Linked DNA regions of Homo sapiens: region 1 is linked to region 2. Evidence: chromatin contacts called from ENCODE Hi-C or POLR2A ChIA-PET data. All regions are on one chromosome and are shown on one strand. The core of a region is the stretch at or near the end of the contact, and the rest is flanking DNA. Distances in the headings are between cores, read along the strand shown.

Evidence for each region. A loop is a pair of places that touch in the nucleus more often than their neighbours do. ChIA-PET counts read pairs that join two places held with the same protein, here RNA polymerase II (POLR2A). Pooled maps may share reads with other maps.
Region 1: a pooled map shows a loop between it and region 2 (3-fold over the local background). The contact joins the promoter of GIHCG here to the promoter of LRIG3 in region 2. A Hi-C loop is called at or near these places in 1 of 168 maps with a recorded cell type or tissue (gastrocnemius medialis), 3 of 37 single-sample maps with no recorded cell type and 9 of 50 pooled maps. POLR2A ChIA-PET finds 5 or more read pairs at or near these places in 2 of 52 experiments (MCF 10A and Panc1).

The regions. Positions count from the first base shown.
Region 1 is chr12:57,933,489-57,939,174 of GRCh38, reverse strand. GIHCG (GIHCG inhibitor of miR-200b/200a/429 expression) reads left to right here and starts at 3,011. Exons shown (of 3, transcript NR_038269.1): 1 at 3,011-3,336; 2 at 3,622-3,705. RefSeq lists enhancers at 2,585-3,085, 3,086-3,586.
Region 2 is chr12:58,918,202-58,923,736 of GRCh38, reverse strand. It overlaps LRIG3 (leucine rich repeats and immunoglobulin like domains 3), which reads left to right and starts at 3,233. Exons shown (of 19, transcript NM_153377.5): 1 at 3,233-3,737. The coding sequence starts at 3,502. It overlaps LRIG3-DT (LRIG3 divergent transcript), which reads right to left and starts at 3,033. Exons shown (of 6, transcript NR_183518.1): 1 at 2,947-3,033; 2 at 2,265-2,338. RefSeq lists silencers at 2,349-2,458, 3,077-3,186, 3,607-3,686 and an enhancer at 4,067-4,336.

The DNA of each region.
Region 1 (5,686 bases), core at 1,762-4,261, 980 kb after region 2:
TTTACATTCCCACCAACAGTGTATAGGCAATCTCTTTTTTCTGAATTCTCATCAATATCGGGTTGTTTTTTGACTTTTTAATAATAGTCATTCTGACTGGTGCAAGATGGTATCTCACCGTGGTTTTAATCTGCATTTCTCTGATGATTAGTGATGTTGAGAAGTTTATCATGTTTATTAGCCACTTGTATGTCTTCTTTTGAGAAATGTCTATTCCTGTCTTTTGCCCACTTTTGAATAGGGTTATTTAGTTTTTTCTGGTTGAGTTCCTTGTAGATTCTGGATATTAGTCCTTTGTTGGATGCACAGTTTGTAAATATGTTCTTCCATTCTGTAGGTTATTTGATTCTTTATCTTACTATGCAGAAGCTTTTTAGCTTAATGAAACTCATTTGTCTGTTTTTGTTTTTGTTGCATTTGCTTTTGAGGACTTGCTCATAAATTATTTGCCTAGGTCAATCTCCACAAGAGTTTTTCCTAGGTTTTCTTCTAGGGTTTTTATTGTTTCAGGTCTTAAATTTAACTCTAATTCATCTTGAGTTAATTTTGGTATATGGTGAAAGAAAGGGGTGCAGTTTCATTCCTCTGCATGTCTATCCACTTTGTGTAGCACCATTTATTAAATAGAGTGTCTTTTCCCATTATATGTTTTTGTTGTCATTGTCTAAGATCAGTTGGTTGTAGGTATGTGGCTTTATTTCTGGATACTATTTGCAATACCCTTCAGCTACAGGAATAAGTAAAAACGTACAAACCAAAAGCTGCAACATTTCCTTACTAAATTAGCTAAAACTGTTTCAATACTCATTGTTGAAGAAACAGATGGAAAAAAATTCATACCACAGTATCAATGGTTGTCTAGGTATTGGAATTTTTTTGTTACATTCTCCTGAAATTTTCTAATGTTCCTCAATAAGCATGTATTACCTTTATAATCAGAAAAATAAACTTTAAAAAATCAAGTGGGCTTTGGATGCCATGTGTAACTTCATCTGTATACAGTATAAAGACATAGGTATGGAATAAAAACACATTAAGGAAGAGATAATGAACAGCAAATACAAATGAGTTTTAAAAAGAAAAAGAATTACCACAAAGAAATTAGAGCAAGGGCAAAGATTTAGCTATAAGGATTTTCATTTCTCCATTGCAGCACTAATTGAGAGCAAAAATGGCCAGGCCAGTGGCATGTAATCATAGCTATTTGGGAGGCTAAGGCAGGAGGACTGCCTGAGCCCAGAAGTTCAAGACCAGCCTGTGTGATACAGCAAGACACCTCCTCCTCAAAAAAAAGGGGCGGCAGGGGAAGACATCAATTGTTTAAATATCCAACAAGAGGTATAATGGAATATATACAACCATGTTAAGTGTCTTTTTTAAACAAAATATGTTCATTAAAAGTTTTTGGGTGTTTTGTTTTGTTTTTTTGTTTTTTTGTTTTTTGAGCCAGAGTCTTGCTCTGTCGCCCAGGCTGGAGTGCAGTGGCGCCATCCCGGCTCACTGCAACCTCTGCCTCCTGGGTTCAAGCAATTCTCCTGCCTCAGTGAGCTGGGATCGCGCCACTGCACTCCAGCCTGGGCGACAGAGCAAGACAACAGCTCAAAAAAAAAAAAAATTCAGGCTGGGCGCGGGTGGCTCATGCCTGTAATCCCAGCACTTTGGGAGACCGAGGAAGGCAGATCACTTGGGATGAGGAGTTCGAGACCAGCCTGACCAACATGGTGAAACCTCATCTCTACTAAAAATACAAAAATTAGCTGGGTGTGGTGGCGCCGCCTATAATCCCAAGCTACTCAGGAGACTGAGGCAGGAGAATTGCTTGAGCCCAGGTGGTGGAGAGGTTGCAGTAAGCCGAGATCGGGCCACTACACTGCAGCCTGGGCAACACAGTAACTTTGTCTCAAAAAAAAAAAAGTTTTTTAAGTTCCAAACTAGCATATACAGTATGATTCCATTTTGAATTTGTACTTACTATAATTCATAGAAAGGGTCTGGAAGACTCCTACAAAGTATTCACATTGGTTGTCCTTAAATGGGTAGGATTTGGAGGTTTTGTGTTTTGGGGGTTTTTTTGGCCTTCATTTTCTAAAGCAAAAATAATTGCTTTTTTAATGGGAACTAAATTATTTAAAATTGTATAAATCTATCACAGTAACAAATAAATTACATATAATTGTAAAGAGTTTACCACCTGTCAGCTGTGAAAGTTGATCATATAAATCGGGTCACTTTTGTCATACCAGTTAAAGAGTGGAGAGGCCAGAGGGAAAAAACATTCAGGTCACAAATATCACTTGAAAAATATAATTCTCTACAGGCCTGGCTGCTGAAACTGCCTGCTAACACTTAAAACCAATTTAATCTAAAGGCTACTAAGACAGTCTGCTACAATTCTAAGACTAATTTTACCCACCACCGTCACTCAGCAATCAGTTTGCCAACCCCACCAAAACATTAATAGTGCCAATAAACTCTCTTGGAGACCAATACGTAACATTTCTCCTTCTTATAAAGTCTCTAACCTCTTCACTCTTCAGACATCCCGAAGACCACCCCAGTCTACATATATGCCCCAAATTACTATTTTCTTCCCAAATAAAGCATTCTAATTTCAAAGATTCATCTCTATATTCTGACTTAACAGCTTTTAACACTTAATGCTGTTTTTTAGTTGACAAATAAAAATTATATTTATAGTATAAAACATGTTTTGAAATATATATACATTGTGGAATGGTTAAATAAAGCTAACATGTACCCTTCGGCTTTTTAAAAACTAACGTCCAATTCATCCAATTCCGTGAGAGTAAAGCCTTTGCTTAGCTTTCCAGTCCTGTTAAACGGGGGGGAAACAACAAAAGGGTCCTCAGGGCCCTGCCCAACAATACGCCACATTCTGTCTAGTAAAGCCACACAGCCAGAAAACGCCAGGTGACTGGCAGGCAGATACTTCCGGAAGAAGTCGGCCCTCCGAACCCGGAAGTGAAGCGATAAGACGCACGGTGTTCTGGGAGGAGTTACGCAGGCAGGGTTGTGGTTGCTGGCTGTTACCAGGACAACCGGAGGCGATTGACCGTTATCTGCGGTTTGGAGCCGTTAGCGGGAGAGGCAGAGATATTCAGAGGTCTTTTAGGATGCGCTAAAGGGTCGTGAGGGCTCTCTTAAAATTTTCTTCACAAGCGGTTATCCAGTCGTGCCCCGCGGCCCTGCTGCTGGCCCCGGGGATCTGAGTCGTACCCTCTTGTTTTTCTCTGAGTCAGTCTTAAGGTGAAATGAAGTGTGGCCCAGTGGCTCCTCACTGTCGCTTCTCTAGTTTTCTGCCTCCTTTTAGAAAATGTAAGTTGAGAATTTCTAATTTACATCGGGATGTGTTCTAATGCGCTTGTTTTTAAAACTGTGGAAAATTTTTAAAAGAAAATAAATCTCACCAGTCATCCAGCTACCCAGAAGTAACATTTTCATGCATTACCTATTAATTTTTTTCTCTGCATATTTTTTCATAGTTGAGATAATTTAGGGAAAACCATTTTGTGTCCTTCATATATGGATGAATACAATATAATTTTGGTATTAATATCATAGCAACAAAGAAGGCATTGAAGGCTTTAAATCTGTTTACAGTGAATTGAAAAGACAGGATGAAGTGGACACAGCATGTGAAGACAATTCTTTCAAGAAGTTTGGCTGTCAAGGAAAACAGAGAATGTGAGTAGCCAAAGCAGAATGACAGTGAAAGAAAGAAATTGGGAGCCAGACAATACAGCCCGACAGTTTACGCCTGTACGGATGTACCTCTTTCACAAAAGATTGAGTATGCTTGGGGAAAAAAAATACACACTATAATAGGAGAAAATGATGAAGAGAAACTGAGGTAAAGGTAATTGGAAAACAAAATAAAGCCAGGGGTATATTAATACCCCAAAACTTCATACCAAAAGGTCCGTGTATTTACTAGAGGGGTGCCACAAATTGGGCTCTGAGGTTCCTAGCAATTAAACCAAAGGGAAAATATAAGTTTAACATGATCCGTATGAGGGAGGAGGCCTAATGGCATATTATAGAATCCTGTTACACATTAGCTGTATGAAATTGATTGGGTAATGTAAGCTCTTTAGACCTCATTTCTCCGTCTCTTAAAGAGTGGGGAGAGGAAGCAGGAGACTGTTAGACGAGTTGATCTTTTAATATCTCTTCCACTACTGACAGTCTATGATCATATAGGCCAGAGACGGCAAACTCAGATGCCTAAATTAGGGACTAAGAAAGTTTCATAAGTGAGGAAATGGACTGAATGTGACAAAAGCAAGGAGTGATAGAGATTGGAATGTTAGAGTTGATTGAGCTGTCCCATCTAAAACTCCAGCCAATTCTTGCAAAAATAAGGACTCAGTGTTGCCTGATTTTTCAGGAGAAACAGGAAAATCATATTTTTGATAATATTATACAAAACAAAACACCTCTACTAGCTAGATACAATTTGTGGGTCACTAATTTTCAACCTCTGCTATAGGTGAAAGGACCTCAACAAGAGGGATAATTGCTTGAATTAAAGAATTAAATATGAAAAAGAGGAAGAAGTCAAAAAGAATACCAAGATTTCCCCTTGGTAATAAGAAGGAGTTAGTAACATTGATACTAAAATCAGCAGAAGGTTTGGGGAGAGAAGGTGCTTTATTGTGAGTTTCTTGAACATGGGGCAAACTTATTTATGTGTATCCATAGCACATGAATCCAATTCAGCTGCTGGATTTGAGAAATCTGTGGGATTTATCAGGGGAAAGGGCGCAGGAATGTAGGTCAGGAGTTTGGGGAAAGAAGATGAAAAAGGAGTTTAAGATGTAAGATTCATTCTTTCAATAAAGTTTTATTGATTATATATCACAATATGTATTTTCACGAGACTCTAAACTGTCTGAGGGCAGAAAGCACGGGGTTTTTTTTAACCACTTACCCAGCTCCTAGCACAATACATAGTCAGTGCTTATGTATGTTGAAAAAACAAATGAAAAAATACAAAACACTGTGCTTTACAGTATAGGAGATGCAGAGTTGAATTAGAAAATCTTAAGGGAACAAGAAACACTGGGGTCTGCTTGAGGGTGGAGGGTGGGAGCATGCAGAGGAGCAGAAAAAATAACTATTGGGTACTAGGCTTAATACGTGGGTGATGAAATAATCTTTACAACAAACCTTCATGTGTACCCCCAAACCTAAAATAAAAGTTTAAAAAGAAGAAAATCTTCTTAAAGAAGTTTATAGAGCAGGGGCCCCATCTCCTTAAAAAAAAAAAAAAAGAAAAAGGAAAAGCGACTTTATAGGCCAGAAAGTAAGACAAGTCTTAACACATAAGGAGCTAATGCAAGTTTTAAAGTAGTGCCATTAAAAAAAAAAAAGTACCATGGGATTCAGAAGGGAAAGATCTTTTTAGAAGAAGTTAAGAAGTTAAGCTCTGTCTTTCTAGATAGTGGACAGTTAGGATTAGATCACACAGGTGTTGGGAGAGGAACTGATCAGAAGCAGTTAAATAGAAGATGTAGGCTGGGTGTGGTGGCTCACACCTGTAATCCCAGCACTTTGGGAGGCTGAGGTACGTGGATCACTTGAGGTCAGGAGTTTGAGACCAGCCTGGCCAACATGACAAAACCCCGTCTCTACCAAAAATACAAAAATTAGCCGGGTGTGGTGG
Region 2 (5,535 bases), core at 1,984-4,483:
TTAATAATATATATAAACAAGTCTGTAACTACTGTGGATCAGCACCTGACAGGTAGGAGCAAATATGCAAAGGCTGTTCTAAGGAGAGGCTGGTAGTTTCTAGATTTCAGCTGGTCATAGGCATCAGTCAGGTTGTACAGAGAGAACAGAGTGACTGCTAATCCAGTAACTGATAAATGGAAGCCAGCCAGATAAGATCGTTTTTTATTGTATTCCCAATTTACAGACTGAGAAACTGGGGTACTGAAAACTTAGGTAATTTAACTTCACAATAGCTGGTAAAACCCTTAAAGGCGATAAGGAATACATGGTTATCGGAAAATTCTGTAGTATTACCTGGGGGTTAGAGTGAAAATGGTCTATTACATTCCAGTCAATACTGATGTGCTGGAAGTATACTGGAGGTATAGATAGTTAAACCTGACTCAGGGAAGTGTTTGCCAAAGAAGGAATGCCATCAACCAGGCAGAAGAAGGAGCAGAGAATGATTTGGACAGAAGAACCATTTGCAAGAGGGCTGAAGGCAAGAGTACAGCTGGGAAGAGAATTGCAAGTAGCTCCTAGAGTAGGAGAAAAATGATGAAAGACAATGAATTAAAGAGATAAATAGAGGCTCAATGCCAAAACAAACAAACAAAACTGTATAAGTCACTCTAAAGAATTTGAACCTTATTCTCAAGACACTAGGAACCCAAGAAAAGAACTGGTCAGTTGAGTCACAGGCTCAGATTTGACCTTCAGAGATATCACTTAACTGCCCTGAGGAGAAAGCAGTGGAATGCCTGATAGGTGGCAAGAGCTGCTGGTGGTCTGGATTTGCATAATTTCTACAGAGAGAAGATACATTTAGGAGCTAGCTTTAACATGACTTGCTAATTGATTGACTCTGGTGGTGGTGGTGGTGGTGGTGAGAATGAAGTAATGTTAAGGTGACTTTCAGGTTTCTGGGGCATTCATCTGGATGGAGGGAAGTATCCACTCTTTAAGACAGTGAATTCAGGAGGAAACAAGTCAGTTTCAAGGGTGGTGAAATTTAATTCTAGACATGTTACATTTGAACATCCAATTTTTAATGACCTGTGGGTAATTGCACATATGGATTTCGAGTTTAGGAAAAAGACCTGGGCTGAAATATGGATGTTGTATATGTCAGCATGTAAATGTAAATGGAATTCATGGAAGAAGATGAAATTATACAAGGAGAATAAAGAATGAGAAAAGGAAATGAGCCAAAACTCCCCAAAATGGTAGCACATTTATATCCCTGTCATATGTCTCATGTCTCAAGAGCAAGCCTCCATACTGATGTTACCTTGCTTATGCATAATGGCATGTGTACAATGGAATCTTTCTTCTTTTTAAAAACTTCAATGAATTATACCTAATTTTCCTTGTATGAAATAGATGGGGGGCCGGGTGTGGTGGCTCACGCCTGTAATCCCAACACTTTGGGAGGCCAAAGCGGGCGGATAGCCTGAGGTCAGGAGTTAGAAACCAGCTTGGCCAACATGGTGAAACCCTGTCTCCACTAAAAATACAAAAAAATTAGCCGGGTGTGGTGGTGGGCACCTGTAATCCCAGCTACTTGGGAGGCTGAAGCAGGATAATTGCTTGAACCCAGGGGGTAGAGGTTGCAGCGAGCCGACATCGCATCACTGCACCCCACTCCAGCCTGGGTGACAGACTGGAGTGTCTCCATCTCAAAAATAAAAAAATAAAAAAAATAAATAAAAATAGATGGGGGATACTGAGCTGGAAAATCCTTACTATGACTGTAGTGTGTTTTGTCTACTCCCAAGCAGACAAAATCATAAATTCAAAACCAAGGTGCCATCATTATAGATATTTTCTAATTATAATTATACATCATCCAAAAAGGTAGTAGCGTTGTTGTTAATGGTAGCTGGAAATAAGAAAATGGGATACCATATCTAAAATAGGGTGTGTTAACTTCAAAGTGAGTCTTTTCCTTCCCCCGTAAGTGGGAGTGATTTGCTACAGTGAAAAATCAATGGGCCTTAGAGTCAGGGTTAAAGTCTCAACTCCACAAGCTATCTCCACTCCTCAATCATGAGCAGTTTACGCAACTCCAAGGACAGACAAGCTTGGGCAGACAGCATGCAATAAACAATGTATAGAAGTGAAAACTTACTTTAAGCTTCCAGGGTTTGTTTTTTGGTTTGTTCATGTTTTCTGTCTTGCTTTTATTTTTATTTTTTTTGCAACAAACACATTAGTTACGTTCTCTAGGTCTATTTCCTTACCCAGAGGAGGAAGGCCCCTTAGCACATGATCTCTGCGGTCTCCATTAGTTTCAACATCTTGTGGCGCTGATCACCTGTAAGTTAAGGAACAAACTTCACTGGGAAGTCCTGTAGCCTGAATCCAGCCCCAAACATCCACTCCCCCAGCTGAGGAGGCCGGGAGGTACTTTTACCCTGGTAGCATTCTCAATCAACATGTGTCATTACTCAAAGCGCAAGTGGACCAAGGTGCATATACTAATTTTTTCCTCCAAGGTCTTAGTTTTCATTTTACTTTGAAATGTCACTGTGACTACTTTTATTATTACTATTACCAGGAATCTATGATTGCCATCGAGGTCTATTAGAAGGTCATCTCCCATCCCCCACCCCGCCCAGCTTTATCCAGTGCACGAAGGCTGGCTATTTGTAATTCAATATACACTTTCCAAAACCACGAGTTTTACGTTTTATTATTGTTTTTACTTTTGAAGCCGATGTATGGGGGAACACCCACCAGCATTAACGTTGAAAGAGCTGTTTTCATTGAAACCACTCTTTCATCTGTGGATGGTAGGATAATTTATCAGTGTCTTTAATTTGGAATTGAAAAGTTTCCTGAAAACACTGCTAATTAAACTTTACTTCCCTGAAGTTCTCCTAAATACCTCCAACTCCGAGAACTAGCCCAGTATTTGCTCACTTCCTTTTGCCTTTCAACTCCATTTGATATATGTTTCCCACGACGTAGTGGAGACTTCTGGCTGGAGAGGCTGGAAAATATAACTCTGAATTTCCTACAATCTCAGCTCCACTTTCTCCCGCGCGTAGGCCCCCGGCTGGAGCGGTGTTATTGTCACGTGGCCACGGGGACGCCCGCAGCCGAGTCGGCCAATGGGCGCGCGTCGGCCTCTACCCGCCCGCCTTGCTACTCCGCCGCGCGGGGACTTGGCGCAGTGCCGCGGGGTGGAGGCGAAAAAGTTTCTTTTGCAGACAAGAAGGGGCTTCGGCGAGCCGACGCTGCTCAAGCTGCAACTCTGTTGCAGTTGGCAGTTCTTTTCGGTTTCCCTCCTGCTGTTTGGGGGCATGAAAGGGCTTCGCCGCCGGGAGTAAAAGAAGGAATTGACCGGGCAGCGCGAGGGAGGAGCGCGCACGCGACCGCGAGGGCGGGCGTGCACCCTCGGCTGGAAGTTTGTGCCGGGCCCCGAGCGCGCGCCGGCTGGGAGCTTCGGGTAGAGACCTAGGCCGCTGGACCGCGATGAGCGCGCCGAGCCTCCGTGCGCGCGCCGCGGGGTTGGGGCTGCTGCTGTGCGCGGTGCTGGGGCGCGCTGGCCGGTCAGACAGCGGCGGTCGCGGGGAACTCGGGCAGCCCTCTGGGGTAGCCGCCGAGCGCCCATGCCCCACTACCTGCCGCTGCCTCGGGGACCTGCTGGACTGCAGTCGTAAGCGGCTAGCGCGTCTTCCCGAGCCACTCCCGTCCTGGGTCGCTCGGCTGTAAGTATTCTTCCCGCGGGGGGAGGGGGCCCGGGCCGCTGGAGATTCGAGAAAACAGGAGCCGGCGGGGAATGGGGTTCGGCGTGCAGTCCCCTTTTTGCCGTATAGCTCCTTCTGGCCCAGGCCGCGATCGGCGCTCCGTGGGCGTGGAAAAAGAACTGTCCGGGCCTCAGTTTCCCTCCCACGTGCTTTGCGGGCGGCGCAGGTGGGCTCTTGGCGCGTCCTAACTGGCTGCAGGTAGACCAGGGTTGGGGGCCAGTAACGACGCCAGAGATTGGGGATGAAGTCCTGCGCCCTAAGCTAGCCAAGGGGTTCAAATGCTTGCTCCTGCCAGGCCCAGGGGAGATAAGCGGCAACCTGCACACATCAGGAGTTTGCAGTTCTCGCTGAGTTATGAGTCTGGTTCAGTTTTAGTTTCTAGCTGCGTCAGACTCCTTTTCCTGTTCCCACCCAGTAACTGAAGTCAGGCTTTTCATTTGGGAAGCCCCCTCAACAGAATTCGGTCATTCTCCAAGTTATGGTGGACGTACTTCTGTTGTTCTCCCTCTGCTTGCTTTTTCACATTAGCAGACCGTAAGTTCCCACTCCTCAACCAGATTGTAAAGACTGGTCGGTAGCTATGGAAAGGGCGGAACTCGATTATCCAGAATCAAGGGCGTGATTTCTGTAGCTCCTCAGAACGCCCAGACGGTTTAGGGGAGAGCGCAGGGAGCTCTTATGCAAGTTTTTGGATTTTTAGCTGCGAAGTCTGAAAACCTGAAATCACTGCCAACTGCGTGAAGAACAAGGAAGAAAATGTAATTTAGTTGGAAATGCTGATCTTTTCCAAATGTCATCTCTTTTCTTCCTCAGTCCCAGTTTTAAAATTGGAGTGCTGTAAAAAGTAAACAATCAAAATTTGTATTTTTTAAAGTAGTTGTTCTGTTTAAAATAAAAGTGCACTTCATACGTAATCTTATATTTTGACTTAGCAGAATTGCAATGAAAATTTTAAGTTTTTAAAACAATTCTAGTGAACTATTCCAATGCCCTAATGTGGTAGGAGGTTTGGTCAGGTGTTTAAGAATTTATATTTTAAAATTATTGTGCTAATCTAAATAACTTTTGTGAATGTAGAATTGTTGGCCATCAGAAAGTATATTCCTTGTGTTTTTAATAAGCCTTAGTTTAATAAAGTAGAATTAGTATTGGATTGATATTTAATTTCTTGGGACGTTTTATTTAGTAGTTTTTATTGCAATTGGAAGAGGAGATAAGGTCTTTAACCGAAAGCAGGGAGACTTTCAATTAGTTGTGGCTAATTCTGTTAAATTGCCTCTTGTGGAGGTCATGCTGCCTTATTCATGAGTGAATGGCTCTATTGACAACATATGGAACTGAACATGTAAATGACTGGAGGTGAACACTTAGGAATAATAGAGGGATGAGAAAGAGAAAATGAATACAGTGCTTCCTGGAGTGTATTTAGATATGCTTAGATTATTCACGGCATCTAACTTGTATTCGATAGTTTTTCAATGTCAAGTTGTCTATTGTGATCATGCTAGTGTGCAGTACTTTTTTTCTTTTTTCCTGGATTTAGATGTTTAGAAAAAAAATCTGTGTTGCCCTTGATCAGAAGTTGAGTTGAACCAAAAGGGGTTCGATACCTATTTAAACATTGTCTTAAAAGTAGCTGACCTAATTAGGATTTTGTTTTGCAGATAATTTGGTGGCACACTAAAAACAAATTAGAGTTTATTTGGTTAGCACAGTCTTTAATTACATTTCCACCAGCAGTAAATTGTCTCAATACTAG